Regions from separate parts of the Homo sapiens genome. Here region 1 is linked to region 2. The links are chromatin loops, found by intact Hi-C in ENCODE. Cell type or tissue: endothelial cell of umbilical vein. All regions are shown on one strand. Each heading gives the region's core, and the rest is flanking DNA. Links, peaks and the distances in the headings are about the cores only. Region 1 overlaps SMCO2 (single-pass membrane protein with coiled-coil domains 2). Region 2 overlaps PPFIBP1 (PPFIB scaffold protein 1).

Region 1 (5,387 bases), core at 205-5,204, 160 kb before region 2:
GAGCTAAACATCAAGTACATATGGGTACAAACAGGGGAACAACAGACTGAGAACTACTTCAGGGTGCAGGATGGGAAGAAGGTGGGGATCAAAAACTACCTATCAGGTACTATGCTTATTACCTGGGTGACAAAATAACCTGTACACACAACCTCTGTGACACACAATTTACCTATATAACAAATCTGCACATGTACCCCGGAACCAAAAATAAAAGTTAAAATAAATAAATAAATATTCATGATTTGGACAGGGACCGTGATTCTTTCAGCTGTCAGCTCTCCTATCCCAATGGGGTATCATTTAGGGTGTGGGCTTCCTCATTGCCCAAAATAGCTGCTCAAGCCATCACACTCACATCCTCACATCCCCACCAGTGAGCAGGAGAAGGGGAACACAGGGCATGCCTCTCATTTTAAGTTGCCCATACACTTCCACCTAACTCACATTGTCCAGAATTTAGTCACCTGGAGATGAAAAAGAGGCAGGAAAATGTGTTTTTTTTCTGTGCAGGCACGCATTGGGCTAAAACCTCAGGATTCTGTTATGACAGCAAAAGGGAGAATACATATTGGGAAATAAGTAGCATAAACCTATCACAAGTTCTCATCTGCCTTGAAATTAAATACCACAAATCTAAAATTAATTTTAACTATTTTTAAAATTAGATCTAAATCATATGTAACATGTATTACCAATTCCCAGCTGCGTGACTTTTCTGTGAGACCATCTTTATCTGTAAAATGGAGACAATGATAGCAACCACATGAGACTATTTTGAGAATTAAATGAGTTAATATATGCAAGGTGTTTAGGACAGTTATTGGTACTTAATAAATAAGAGTTGACCCTTGCACAATGCCGGGGTTAGGGGCACCAACCCCACACACAGTCAAAAATCCAGGTATAACTTTCGACTCCCCAAAACTTAACTACTAATAGCCACCTGTAGACCAGAAGCCTTATCAATTACATAATCAGTAAATTAACACAGATTTTGTACGTTATTTGTATTATATACCATATTTTTACAGTAAAGTAAGCTAGTGAAAAGAAAATGTCATAAAGAAAATCATAAGGAAGAGAAAACATATTTACTATGTTGGAAGTGAATCATAAAGGTGAGTCATAAAGGTCTTCATCCTTGTGATCGTCAGGTTGAGTAGACTGAGGAGGAGAAGCCGGGGGTTGGTCTTGCTGTCTCAGGGGTGGCAGAGGCAGAAGAGGTGGAGGACGTGGAAGGGAAGGCAGGAGAGGCAGGCACACTCGGGGTAACTTTTATTTTCAAAAACCCTCATATAAGTGGACTCTCGCAGTTCAAACCCGTGTTCTTCAAGGTTTGACTGTTCTACAAAAGCCTTAGCTCTGTTATGCAAAGGAAAGGAAATGAGACTCACAGGGCTTATCTTGGAAAACCCACACCAGTGCCCAGAAACCACTGCTTCCTTTTCCAACAGCCCAGAAACCATGTCCTGACATCAATTTCAAGCCAGGTTTCAGAAAGGAAGACACGGTTTCTGTGCAAGGGCATGATATGACCAAGTCAGTCCTGGCACAGAAATCCTCACTAGCTCCCTTCTGCCAGTGTGCTTGCCTGCCTTCCTGTCTTTTTCCCTTTTCTTTCCTCCTTTCTGAAATCCAGAAACCACCCCGCATGTTCACGTGCCTGATATAAAATGGTGTAGTATTTGCATATAACCTATGCACATCCTCCTATGTATACTTTAAATCAGTTCCAGATTACTTCTAATACCTAAGACAATGTAAATGCTATGTCAATATTATATTGTATTGTTCTTAAACTTTTATTATTTTATTGTTGTATTGTTATTTTATATTGTTGAAGATATTTTTTAGCTTTTAGGTTCAGGAGTACATGTGCAGGTTTGTTACGCAGGTAAATTGCATGTCACGGGGGTTTGGTGTACAGATTATTTCATCATCGAGGTAATAGCATAGTACTCAATAGGTAGTTTTTCAATCCTCCTCCTCCTCCAGCCCTCCACCTTCAAGTAGTCCCCAGCGTCTGTTGTTCCCTCCTTTGTGTTCATGTGTACTCAATGTTTAGCTCCCACTTACAGGTAAGAGCATGCAGTATTTGGTTTTCTGTTTCTGTGTTAGTTCGCTTAGGGTAACGTTTAAAATATTTTGGATCCACAGAACCCACGGATAAGGAGAGTTGGCTGTATAGATATGACGATGAATATTTACTTATATAAATGTGTCTTCCACCATTGCCTTCTCTTCTGTTTAATTGGTTAAAACATTCATTGAATTACAATTACTTTCATACAATACGATTTGTCAGACAAACTTTCTTTTCCTCAACTTCTAGATAACTTTAAATCCCTTGCCTTGGCATTTAAGAAAGCTCCCCTTCCCTGGAAATCTTTCTTCCCTCTTCTTCATTCATCAGAACAATATTTGATTCAGGTCTCTTTTACTGTGTGAAGCTCTTGGAAAGTATTAGAAAATCCAGGCTACCCTTCTGTAGGCATTCTTTCCATAATGGTTTCTCTACAATCCTGTAGCACTTACATAAACCATTATTTGCAGTCAGCATGCTACTAACTATTGTTGTTATTTATCTTTATCTAAACTGAAGTTAAAGACTGTTTGGACATCCTTTTATCCTCTGCCTTACTTAGCGCAGAGCCTTAGATTTGTAACTGATGAACATTTGGTAATAGAGATGAGGTTGCTATTACCACCACGTAAGGGGATTTCACAATGATGTTTTTTTCCTAAATATCTATGAAGCCCTGTAGGAACTACCTGCCCTAATTTCGTTCATTCGACGTGCTAACAATTTCTATAGTTCCAGCTCTGACATCACTCTTGCTTAGAGTCTAACGGGAGAGTTTCAGCTTCCAAGAACTTTCTTTACTATCATAGGAAATGACACAGTTTCTCTCCCTCCCCCTTACTCCCTTTCTTTTTCTTTCTTTGAACTCAATTTCCTTAAAAACAGTGATTTTATCATTTTACTAACGGGCTAGAAGCCAGGGACTTCCCAGATGTACAATGAATAATATTCTCTTTCTCCCGGAGGTCAAAATCTTCGCCGCCTGAGGTTTTATGTATTTGACTCCTCCAGACAGTCATTTCTCTTTTTAATGCCTACTCTGTTCCAGGAGCTTTATGTACAATAAAGCCACTGCATACCTACAGTAAGCTGCAAGGTAGCTATTGTTTCCCCATTTTATTAATGACAGAAGTGAAGCTCGGAGGTATTCAGTAGTGTGCAGATATCTGTCTGTACTGGCACAGTTTAAAAAGAGGCACATTCAAACCAGAGTAGCCTACTTAACTACTAGTTTCACAATAGTAATTGAGAGTAAATTAAAATATTACAAACCCCTCCAGGGAAAGGTACTCATTAAAAGGTTTAGATTCCTGTGGGAATATAAATCAACACATATTTACTCCCCTCTAAGTTTACTTCCTGAAATCTCTGGGCCCTCGGCGAAGCCTTTTGCTAACACATTTAGGGCTTAGGGTTTTCTCTGGGATCCCATATCCTTCTTAAGTGTCACGTCTCAGGACTCATTGAGCAGGGGGTGGCCTGGTGGCTGGCAGGTGGGACAAGCTGGGACTACACCATCCCTCCTGCTGGAGTGGAGCAGATGTTGGGGTTAGAGCCAGCTGCCGGCCTGGGACGAAGTCTGTTTCTGCAGCACCAAGAGGTTACATCACTGGATGAGAAGAGGTGGCTCAGGAAAGCTGTCAAGGTCAAGGTCACGAGATCCAAGATGCGACTATGAGGATGCCCTGTGTTTGTGGGTGCTGCTGTTTGTGATTCTTCCCGTAGGCTGGGAACTTCACTTAGGTTCTCTACCATCTTTATTTCTTTATGTCTTTCTTTATTTTTTGAGACAGAGTCTCGCTTGTGTTGCCCAGGCTGGAGTGCAGTGGCATGATCTCGGCTCACTGCAGCCTCTGCCTCCAGGGTTCAAGCAATTCTCCTGCCTCAGCTTCCAGAGTAGCTGGGATTACAGGTGCCCACCACCACGTCCGGCTAATTTTTGTGTGTTTTTAGTAGAGACGGGGTTTCACCACGTTGGCCAGGCTGGTCTCAAACTCCTGACCTCAAGTGATCTGCCCGCCTCAGCCTCCCGAAGTGCTGGGATTACAGGTGTGAGCCACCGTGCCAGGCTTCTCTATAATCTTTGAAAAGGGCTTACCAAAGCACAATCCATGAAGCACAATGCTTTGAGCACAGAAAAGGCTCTGGGGTCAAATAAGTGCGAGAAACAAATGCACTGTTCCCAACCCACCACGGAAATTGGATGACTAACAGCTCTCAAACTATGAAAATAAGCAAACAAACAAACCAACAAAACCTTGTAATCAACAAGCCATACCACAAGCAGTTAAAATATGAATATGTAATATGCAATGTGTCGTGAGAAATCCTGAGAAATCTTTATTAAAAAGAAGGAGAGAGATAAGATGGCAGCCCAAATGCAGAGTGAAGAAATCATTTTTTCCTAAAAGAGAGAAAACAGAAGCAGGTTTTAATACAGAAGCAAAGCAACAGTGCGGAGGCAGAGCCTGAGGATGTCAGAAGTATACTTATACATCTGTTTCCTCAAAGAAATTGGGAGCTCCCAGTGGAATCCCAGCAGAGGCACTCAAGCAGAGGTTTTGAAATTGCGAACAGCGTTTATAACTAATGGAATAGAATCCCCAAAAACCAACAAGGGTCTGAACGAAGGGAGCCTTAGGAAAGAGAGTGCACACATGCTTTCTCTGAGATAGAAGGGGAGTGGGAGATGATGAGGGAAAACACGGGAATATTTTGAATGGAAAAAAGGCTGCACACAGGAGTTGTTTGGCAGTGGAGAGAAGATTCTCATCAGCTGGCCTTGATCAGTGCAGTAAGGCAGAGGCGAGGTCACCGCCCACAGAGGGAGCTGGCAGCATTCAGGGGCTGGCAGAGTGGGAAGGAGCTGAGGAAGACAGAAACCAGCTGTTGGGGCCCATATATTTTGGAGTTAACCAGAGACTCAGAAGAGGCCGGGCGCAATGACTCATCTCTATAATCCTGGCTCTTTGGGAGGCTGAGGCAGGAGGATTGCTTGAGCCTAGGAGTTCGAGACCAGCCTGGGCAACATGGTGAGAACCTGTCTCTACAAAAAGCAAAAAGATACAAAAGTTAGCCGGGTGTGGTGGCGCATGCTTGCAGTCCCAGCTACTCGGGAGGCTGAGGTGGGAAGATGGCTTGAGCCCAGGAGGTCGAACCTGCAATGAGCAGTGATTGTGCCACTGAACTCCAGCCTGGGCAACAGAAAAAGACCCTGTCTCAAAAAAAAAAAAAAAAAAAAAAAGTCTGGGCGTGGTGGCTCACGCCTGTAATCCCAGCACTTTGGGAGGCCGAGACGGGT
Region 2 (5,387 bases), core at 332-5,331:
GGTTCTGTTTGAATCCCTCCTCTTCTACTTTGTAGCCCTGTAATCTCTTCAAGAGATGATGATCTTTGATGGCATTTTGGGGGTGATGTTCAGGTGGCAGCCAGATTGGAGGGGACCGTGGAGCAGACTGTGTGACTACTCATTCCAAGGGCATCATTGTGGAGAGTAAGCACTGGATCGTAACACAGGAAGGGTGAGGGAAGTGTCTGGGAGTGTTTTTTGTTTGTTTGGGGCTGGGATTTTTAGATCCAGAAGGTTTTCAACATATTTCTTAGTTTAGCAGAACGAAACAGAGGAATGGAAGAGATTGAAGATGTAAAAGAGTGAAGGAATAATTGTCTGAAAGCTTGGCATGAGATCAAGAATAAAAGGGCGGAGACTCTTCCTGTGATGGAAGGCCAGGGGCCAAGAACAGACAAGCAAGTCTACAAAGGAGCTTTAGATAGAGGGTTCCCCAGGATTGGCTTTGAGATTCTCAGTGTGGGGGGATCTGGAGTAATCTGCTGAGATTAAGTGTTGGAGGAATAGGAACAGGTTAGGGGAGAGTTTTATAGGAATTTTTAGAGACAGCCATTATGAGAAATGTGACAGGGAGGGAACTAATGATGGATAAAAGGATTCTTGAGTAACATTAAGTGCCCAGTCAAGATTAGACAGCAGGCATTTGAAGTGGAGCCAACTCAACTTCCTCTGGCTGTGCTTGGTACAGCTAAATCAAGAGGCAGCAAGATGTTTCATGTGGAAAAATAAATTTTTAACACTCTATTATTCTTTAACGGAGGGCAGGAATTGAAGCATCCTTATATGAAGATAATTCAAAGACATCCAATAGAGGTGGCATAAATACCAAAAATTTGAAAAGTATGTTGTTCCGCAGCCTTGTTTTTAGGCTCAAATAAACACCCCATTAAGTAGAATGTATACCCCGATCACTTAGAATACTCAAGTTTCGAGGTGCCACTTAAAAATAAGGCAGATGCTGTACTTAGCTAGGGAAAAGGTATGTCTCTTGGCAGGTGGGATCCCTTCACCTGGTCCACAAGATGGACTTAATTGGAAGCAAATACAGAATTGGAGACGGTCAATCAAATGGAAGCTCCTCAGTTCCTAGATCAGTTTCTGGTACATGGTAGGTAAATGAGAAATACTTTGTGAATAAAGTACAATTGTCCCTTGGTATCCATGGAGGATTGGTTCTAGGATCTCCTGAGGATCCCAAAAATCCATAGCGGCTCAAGTTCCTTATATGAAATGATGTAGTATTTGCCTATAACCTTCACACATCCTCCCGTATATGTTAAATCATCTCTATATTACTTAGAATACCTACTACAATGCAAATGCTATATAAATAGTTGCTCTACTGTATTTTTAAATTTCTTTTTTTATTTGAATATTTTAAATCTGTGGTTGGTTAAATTCATAGATATGAAATTCATGGATACAGAGGGCTGACTATATATATGTATGTATATGAGTAAATGTATAAATTTATTCATGTCACTTTGGAGCACTAGTCCTATGAGACATAGTAAAATATGGAAAATCCTGACTATATTGATCATTTAGTAGTCCTGCCCACGTCATTCAACATGTAGCTGTGGTAAAAGCAAGTTTTCAAGTTCCTGTCAAGACAACTCAACACATTTACTCTCTTCTGCTTCTCTGCCTCCCTCATTCCCTCTCTCCTGAAAGTTACGGGTTGTCAGAACTTTTATTGAAATGAAAACAAAATCTAAGTTGATTCTCTAAGACATGAAAGAGTCAGAGTCTAACAAGTCCATTAATATTCTATTCTTTCCTATGCAGTACTGCAAAGCATGTTTGGTGATGATAAAGGAATAGTTTTGTTTTGATGGATACAAATAGTTGTTATTTATTTCATGATCACCATGGTAAGTGTAAACCAAAAATAAAATTCCAACCACCTGAATGGACCCCTCCTCTCGGCCAAGGGCATTCCAAAGTTAACCCGAAAAACTAGTTTAGGCCGTGATGGGAAGGGGGAGCCCAACATGACTCATTATTCCCTCTTCCTTTTTGGAATTACTGATAGAATAATCTTTTAAAGTCTGATAAGAAACATTGACAATCTATTCTCTGAAGCTTCCTACCTGGAGGCTTTATCTGCATGATAAAACCTTGGTCTCCACAACCCCTCATCTTAACCCAGACATCCCTTTCTATTGATAGTAAGTCTTTAGATAATAACAACTTTTTCAACCAATTGCCAATCAGAAATTCATTGAATCTACCTATAATCTGGAACTAACCAACCTCCCTCCCCCAAATTGTGCTCCCTTTCTGGACTGAACCAATGTAGATCTTACATGTATCAATTGATGCCTCACGTCTCCCTAAAATGTATAAAAGCAAGTTGTAGCCTGACCACCTTGGGCACATGTTCTCAGGATCTCCTGAGGGCTGTGTCACAGGCTGTTGGTCACTCATGTTTGGCTCAGAATAAATCTCTTCAAAATATTTTACAGAATCTGCCTCTTTTCATTGCCATAGACTTGATAGAGAAATTTTAAGAGTGGGTCTTTAGTCCTTAAAAAGCTCGATCTAGTAGAGACAACATTCCAAGGACCTGGTTAAGTGAGGCTGCTTGCCAGAGATACACTTTTTCCTTAGCCAAGTATAACATCTATTAGAGATAACCAGTGGTTCCATATGGTACTTGGTAACAGAGGCTGAGAGAGAATGGGTGTGGGGAGAGACAAGTGCTATAGGAGTACTTGATGATGCGGTAATCTTCCTTGAGTATTCTGCCATGACATTCAGTTTTTATATACGAGATCCAGGCACAGCCGTCACTGGGTATCCACGGGGAGTTGGTCCCACGACCTCCCACAGATATCAAAATCCAGAGATGCTCAAGTCCCTGATATAAAATGGCATCGAATTTGCCTATAACGTAAGAATATCCTCCTGTATACTTTAAATCATCACTAGATTACTTATAACACCCAATACAATATAAATGCTAGGTAAATCTTTGTTGTGTTGTTTAGGGAATAATGACAAGAAAAAGTCTGTAAATGTTTAGTCACAGACACATTTTTTTTTCAAATATTTTCTATTCATAGTTCTTTGAATCCACTGATGATGCACCCACAGATATGGAGGGCTGGCTGTATTTCATCAAATTTCAGTGTAAAGGATGACAGGGTAATGACTCACCCAGAAGATATTTTTATAGTTCCTCCTGTTTCCTTCCTTTGATGGATGAGGGAAATGCTGTCATACTCAGAAGTTGAGAGTGGGCAGTTAGTTGCCTCAGTAAATGGCCACTCCATCCTCCTATGGCTTAGGCCATAGTCTTGAGTTTGTCCTTTCTCCCAAATGCTATATCCAGTTCTGTTGGCATTTACATCAAAAATATACACAGGGCAATAGAAACGTTGCTGTCTTTGTTAGGGGTATGTTACATAGGTGTATGTATTTGTCAGAACACATCAAACTGTGCAGTAAAGATCTGTGCATTTCACTCTCTAAATTATAACTTAATTCATATGTGTAATGCATCCTAATATGTATAGTAATATACATTTTGTATTCAGAATATATAGCAATATGCGTTTATATATATACATATATATTTACTATATGTGTATTCACACATACATACATTTTATATATATATTTACATATATATACACGCACATATTTACTATGTGTGTATTCACACATACATACATAGCTAGTGTCCCATCACCATCTCTACTGCTCACACCCTGACCCGAGCCACCAATAGAACACCTCTCATCTGAATTGTTGCAGTTGTTTTCTGACTGTTCTTGCTTCTACCTCTGTCACCCCTGCAGTGTGTTCTTAGGAAGGATACTTCTTAAAACAGAAATCAGATCATGTCATTCCTTGGCTCAGAACCCTCCAGTGGCCTTCCATCTCCATGCTCAATTGAAGTCAAAGCCTGGCTGCCATGGAGGCCCCAGATTCCACTACCCCACCACTCCCACCACGCCTTCTGTGCCTCTGGGACCACATTCCCTACTAACCCTCTGGCTCACCAGCTTCCGGCCCACTAACCTCAAACATCAACTACATGAAGCTCTCCCTTCTAGGGGCCTTTGCATTTACTGTTGTTTCTCCCTGGAAGCTCTTCTCAGATATTTCTGTGACTTTCTCCCTTCACTTTCTTCAAGGTTTTAATCAATGTCACTTTATCAGTGGGGCCTTCCATGATTATCTGATCAAAACTTTTAAGTGCCTGCCATTCCCTTTCTGCACAAAGAGCTGGCACGGTATATAATTAAGAGGATGCGCTCTGCTGCCAGACTGTCTGACTTCACATCATTTTCTAGCTGTGTGACTTGGTGCCTCAGTTTGATCACTTTCTGTGCCTCAGTTTGATCACCAATAAAGTGGGGATAAGTATTGTGTCCTTAGGGTTATTGTAAGGATTAATTGAATTGATATATGAAAAGCACTAAAAACAGTGCCCGGTACAGAGTAAGCTAATGTTAATGTTATTCCTCTTGCTTGCTTCGTTATTTTTCCCATAACACTTATCAATCACCTTCTCACCTGCTATATATTTAAACTGTTTATTTTTTGTGGTTTCTTGCCGTTACAATGTATGCGCCATCAGAGCAACAACTTTTTACTTTTTTTCCTCTTCTATTTTCTTTCTTTTTCTTCACTACTGTACCTTCATCACTTAGAATAGTGCCTGATATGCAGTAGGTACTTAATAAATATTGTGTAATCAATGGGTGAATGAGAGAAGAGTCTGTGCACTTTCAGGAGGCTGTAGGATAAGGTAGGTTAGGGAAGGGGCTGGAAACATTTTCTGCAAAGAGCCAGATAGTAAATATTTTAGGCTTCGTGAGTTACAACTACTCAACTTTGCTGTTGTGGCATGAAAGCCACCATAGATGATACGTAAACGAATGAATGTGACTGTGTTCCAAAGAAACTTTATAAAAACAGGCAGTGGGCTAGATTTGACCATAGGTCATAGTTTGCCAACTCCTGGGTTGGGGAATAATTTTTGGCTTTACTTTCCTCCTTCTCATTACTCCTCCCTTCAGCCAGCAATTAGTGCTATTCACTCAGAACTGAAATATGAATAATTTGAAAAGCATTACATTACCCCTTAGTATTTGGCTCAGTATTCGTTAATTGTACAAATTTTCCATATGTCTCTTAATATTGTAATAGGAAATAACAATGTTAAGAATATATTTTGAAGTTTCAGGGCTCTGGTTTTCATTTCTCTTCTCCCACAGCCGAAAACTGGTAATTCTGGCCAGGAGCACGTATGCTATAAAGGAACAAGCAGTGTTGGCATTCCTCTTACTGTATGGCCAAGAGTGTAACTGACACCCAGTTGGAATAGAAACCAACAGAAATTACCTACAAGA

The links. Hi-C counts contacts between places; a loop is a spot of excess contacts. Peaks named below come from ENCODE experiments on the same cell type or tissue, not always from the same donor. Only the 100,000 strongest peaks of a DNase experiment are listed, where the experiment ranks them.
Region 1: it touches region 2 in a loop (1.8-fold over the local background); 1 of 110 quality-filtered maps calls a loop at or near these places.

What each region holds. Positions count from the first base shown.
Region 1 is chr12:27,459,410-27,464,796 of GRCh38, forward strand. All of the region lies in intron 1 of SMCO2 (single-pass membrane protein with coiled-coil domains 2), which reads left to right. Among named protein-coding and RNA genes, the nearest start is that of SMCO2, 15 kb to the left of the region's middle. In endothelial cell of umbilical vein, for the core only: no CTCF peak of the experiment used is centred there; DNase peaks (open chromatin) are centred at 1,442 and 2,962; H3K4me3 peaks cover 254 bases; H3K27ac peaks cover 3,650 bases.
Region 2 is chr12:27,616,326-27,621,712 of GRCh38, forward strand. The region is part of intron 2 of PPFIBP1 (PPFIB scaffold protein 1); the gene reads left to right. Among named protein-coding and RNA genes, the nearest start is that of REP15, 77 kb to the right of the region's middle. In endothelial cell of umbilical vein, for the core only: no CTCF peak of the experiment used is centred there; a DNase peak (open chromatin) is centred at 3,116; H3K27ac peaks cover 3,105 bases.